2 separate regions of the Homo sapiens genome follow, and region 2 is linked to region 1. A link is a loop called in an ENCODE intact Hi-C map of the cell type or tissue named here. Cell type or tissue: thyroid gland. All regions are shown on one strand.

What was found. A loop is a pair of places that touch in the nucleus more often than their neighbours do. Peaks named below come from ENCODE experiments on the same cell type or tissue, not always from the same donor. Only the 100,000 strongest peaks of a DNase experiment are listed, where the experiment ranks them.
Region 2: it touches region 1 in a loop (2.1-fold over the local background); 4 of 110 quality-filtered maps call a loop at or near these places.

The regions. Positions count from the first base shown.
Region 1 is chr4:16,524,037-16,526,536 of GRCh38, reverse strand. All of the region lies in intron 5 of LDB2 (LIM domain binding 2), which reads left to right. All of the region lies in intron 2 of LOC105374505 (a long non-coding RNA gene), which reads right to left. Among named protein-coding and RNA genes, the nearest start is that of TAPT1-AS1, 300 kb to the right of the region's middle. In thyroid gland, no CTCF peak of the experiment used is centred here; no DNase peak of the experiment used is centred here.
Region 2 is chr4:16,572,743-16,575,242 of GRCh38, reverse strand. The region is part of intron 5 of LDB2 (LIM domain binding 2); the gene reads left to right. Among named protein-coding and RNA genes, the nearest start is that of LDB2, 320 kb to the left of the region's middle. In thyroid gland, no CTCF peak of the experiment used is centred here; DNase peaks (open chromatin) are centred at 1,302 and 1,872.

The DNA.
Region 1 (2,500 bases):
GAGAGAATTCATTAGGTGCATTGGCTCATGTGATGACAGAGGCTGAGGAGTTCTGCAGTAGATATCTGCAATCTTCAGCCCCAGGGAAGCTGGTAATGTGACTCATGGCAAGTCTCAAAGCTACAGAGCCAGGGAAGCCAAGGGGGTAATTCTCACTCCCAGACCGAAGGTCTGAGAACCTGAGAGGTGGGGGTCGGGGGAGCACTGCCTAGTGCTAGAATCCAAAGGCCAGAGAACCTGAAGTTCTGATGTCCAAAGGCAGGAGAAGAAGGGTGTCCCAGCTCCAGAAAAGCGAGAGAGAATTCACCTTTCTCTGCCTTTTTGTTCTATCTGGGCCCCCAGCTGATTGTGTGGTGTCTGCTCACATTGACAGCAGATCTTCCCCACTGAGTCCACTAACTCACACACCATTCTCCTCTGGAAACAACCTCTCGGACATACCCAGAAATACCACTTTACCAGGATTTTAGGTATCCCTTAATCCAGTCAAGTTGACACCAAAAATTAACGATAACAGTACCCTTGTCATTATATTGGGACCACCTGGACAATTCAGGCTCCTCTCTGGATCTCAAGGGCAGTTGATTAGCGGCTGTAATTCCCTATGCCATGGAACCTGCTGTAGTCACAATTTCGAACCATTAGAATGTGGATATCTCTGCAGAGCCACTATTCTTTCTATCTCAGTGGCTTTAGCCAAGGTATCCACATTTTCAACCCTCCCAACTCCAACATTTCATATCCCTCTTCCCTACGTTACCTTTTCTCTTTGGTACTTATCACTACCTGACATAGTATATATCTTTTGTTTATTTAATTTATTTATTATCTGACTCCTTCATTAAAATGCAGTTCCCTTAAGAGCAGTGATTTTCTTTTTTCCTGCTTATAGCACCCCCAGCACCTAGAACAAATAAAGAGCACGTAGTACACATTCAGTAAGTAGGTGTTGAATGAATGAATTAGTGAATGAATAATTGAACCACAACCTCTGCCAACTCCATTTTCATACAGTGCTGGCATCATCAACATGAATCTTACTTTTCACCAAACTCCCTTCTATCCCTGGGAGGGGAGAGGGCTGCAGATACAAGCGCACAGTGATGGAATGGCTGGGGAGCAATTGAGCAGCTGAGTGCTGCATTATTGAGAAATCTTTCCTTTCCTTTGCGTCAGAGCAGAGCTGGAGAGCTGTTGCCTGGTAGAAGCTCCCAAGAAAGCAGCCAAGAAGACAGCTGTTCTAAATGCAGCCACACTTGGCATGCCCAGAACCAAGAGAGAGAAGACCACATCCCCACACTGATCAGCAGCCCCGAAATCCTCCCAAACAGCAGCCTTAGGGACACAGCCCCAAACCCCAGCACACAGCTGTCTTTAACAGTCTTGCGGGTACTTATCCCAGGGCAGGAGGCAGGTGTAACCATTCAGTCAATGTTCAGAAGGGATTATAACTGCATGAACAAGATAGTCATGTTCCTTGGAAACTGTCACTGACAGCTCTCAAGGAACATATCCAAATTCCCTTATTTGCAGTATTGCAATTATAAAGCTGCATTTATAAATGTTAGTGTTTAAATATTACCTTACCGTAAGTACCTAGTCTCTCAGGTCCCTGGGAAGAATAACCAATATGCTATAAAAGCTGTATATTTCCAGTGAGGCAAGGATGGATAATTGCAAAGGGTTCCTATGCTGGGGGTCAGTCTCCAAGCAGCCATTGTTTGCCTTTTGGGATATTTGGTGCTTTGTTTCACCAAACACATCAAAATGCTGATGCTTTTCTCATGTTCAGGAAACACGGATGAAAGAGCAATATTGCGTTTGACACATTTCAGTTTAATGTAAACCCTAATGGCATTTGCAGAGGGTTTATCACACACAGAATGTTTTTGCCTACATCATCTGTGCCTCTCAGCTCCTCTATGGGGCAGAAAGTGAGGCTTTGATTTAACCGGATCCCTGCCTGCCTGTCCACTGCAGCTCAGGCTCTCAGCCCCTCCCTCATACTCTCTTTCCACGATGTGGTGGTTTCCAATGCCCTGTTCTCTTGCATTCACACGTATATTTCCTCTGCCTGAGATACCCTCCCTACCTCTATCTTAGGAATCTTCTCTTTCACCTGGCTGACTCCTAATTCATCTTTGTATGTCTCAACTTAAATATCGATTCCTCAGGCAGCCCTTCCTGACACGCTTTGCCCTTCTTTATTATGTGCATCCAGTTTGGAATCCTTGTTTATCACCTGTCTCTCCCTCCAACAGGGAGCCTCAGGGGAGGGAGCTGCAACTGCTGTGTTCACCATTGCATCCCGAGTGCCACTCTCCTTCCTGAGCATATAGAAGGTGCCTGATAAATACTATGTGATACATGCTTGAATAATGTGCCCCAGGTTACTACAGTTATGAAATGGATAAAGCAAGATCTGGTCCATTTGTTTTCCATCCTACCGCATCCCTATTTTCAAGCATTCATTCCTTCCACAAACATCAGACCTATTGCT
Region 2 (2,500 bases), 49 kb before region 1:
ATGCAATCAGGTTACGTACAATTTCTTAATGTTATTTAGTAAACACTTGCATGTTTCTGCATAGTCATCATTAACCATAAAATAGCTACAAATATGCCTGTGTGGTGCTATGATGTGTTTAATCATTTCTCTAATGTTGAGCGAGGAAGTCATGTTCAAATTGTTGGTGTCATTAATACCACTCCCCTAAACACCTTTGTCATGTCCTGCTCTTAACAATGTTTTCTGCAAGTAGAAGGCTGAATGGCAGAGGCATTAATAATAGGAATAATAATAAGAAGAAGACAAATAAATGTGTTTTGGAGTCAGCAAAATGTAGGTTCAAATCCTAATGCTTCCCCTTACTACCGACAATAACCTTGAACAAGTTTCCTAAGCTCCCCGAATCCAATTTTTTTCATCTGAAACTTGGAAAGAATAATATGTCTCAAAAGTTTGGCATGAAGATTAGATGGACCACAGTTTGAAAGAGCCTGGCAAACAGAAGAAGCATAATAAATGCCAGTCTCCTCCTGTACTTTCTGAGTGCAGCAGATCAGGACTCAACTTGTACTGCTGCCATTTATTTTTTACATTATATTGATCAAGTTGCCTTAATTTCTCAGCACCCCAGTTCTCTCATGTGTGAATAATTATGTCCATTCTGAATCACAGTAACTACAGGTTGAGGGTGAAAATAATAATGCATGTGACAAGCACTTCCTAAACTGTAAATTACTACTCCAGGAAGCCAAGTCCATACATTGGTTGCGGCTTTGAATTCTATGCTGAGATTCTGATGCTGCAGGCAAGATCAGAAAGAAGAGAAGGAGTGACTGATTGATGATGTCTGCCAAGAAGTGTGGCCTGAGGGAGCTGGAACATGTGCCTGTATTTGGCACCTCTCCCCAGTACAAGTGTTATCACATATGTATAATCATTATCATTGGGATATTTTTGATACTATCTATAGGCTATTTGTTGTTGTTATTGTTAAGTAAGTCTAAATCTTCAAATAAGCTGTATCATCAACTGAGTGTGAGAGCATTTAGATTTCACAGTAGTGGTTTTTGATCCTGTGCCTTTAATTTCCCAAGTGAATGAAGATTTTCGTTGTTGTTATTGTTATACTTTAAAGAACATTGGTCCCTGCATGTAGCCTCCGCTGATAGCAACAGGAGTATAGTCCAGTGCCTAAAAGAATTGGGCAATTCGCTTTGGAAAATGACCTCCATCAGAATGACATAAAGTGGCCTGCAGCAGAATGAGTGTGGCTGAAGTCAGCATTTGGAATCCGGCCGAGGTTTTTTGTTTCTTATTTTTGTGAGGTTTTGACTCCCAGCCAGGGTACTTCCCTTGGTTACATGACAGGAGAAGGCATTACAATTCAACCCCCTTTTCCACCTAAATGGCAAGCCAAGCCTGAGGATGAAACAGGAATCCCTGCTCAGAGACTGAGATGACCCGTAGTTACTGGTAGTCACAGTAGGCTGGAATCCAGGTATACCATTCACCATTCATGCATTCTGACAGAGCCGCAAGAAACCCTCATTAAGCCCTGACGTTCTGAGGAGGCAGAAGCCACACCAGAAAATCTCCTATGCCTCACTCAATGCCCAGGATACTATAAATCCTCAAAAGACTTAAGCATAAAAGCTGCTATTCAAAGTGTGGCCCATGGGTCACTGCTGGCTTTTAAACTGTCTGGTACCAATCTGTCATGAGTTCAGAAAATGAGAATAAGAACTTTAAGACTACTATAACTGTTCGGCATTGTCAGGTAGACTGATAGTGCATGACCAGTGGACTCATCTCATTGACTGGGAGTGCATGACTCATCTCATTGACTGGGATATAGACCAATTCAAGGTTTATCGAGCTCATATGGCAAGTGGCCACTAGTCTAAGGCTGGAGGAGCACGTGTCACAGGCAGTTTGGAAAGGACCAGCATTGAGCTCTGTAACATGAGTCTGATTCAGAAACCAGCTCCGTTGTCCCCAAGGACCCACCAGAATAACAATTATCATAATACCATTAGTTCCCTCTATATATATATTAGGAACTATATGCACCTAATGGAATGATAAGTATCATTATCCCCATTTTTACACATACAAATCCATCAATGCCTAAGGCCACAAAGCCGATCCCGCAGCAACGTTTTCCTGGGCTCAGGCCTGGCTTGTTCTTAGAAGCTGCTACACCACTCCACCGTGGGGTTGAGAACTGGAACCCTGGCATGGGCCCATAAAGGAGAGACAGTGCTTTAGAGAAGGTGAGGATTCGGCCTCTGAAACAAAGCTGTCAGATCTCAGTCTTACTTTTCCCTTCCTCCTCCTTCACCTTCTCCTCCTCCTCCTTCTTTTCCCCTCCGCCTCCTCTTTCTTGGAGAAAGGCCCCATCTGAGAGGAGGCAGAGAAAGCCCTTTGGAGCCATGGGAATGCGGCACACAGAGAATGATTAAAACTTGGAACACCCGAAGGGCACTTTTAATTGCATTTGGAGATAGAAAAGTAGTAC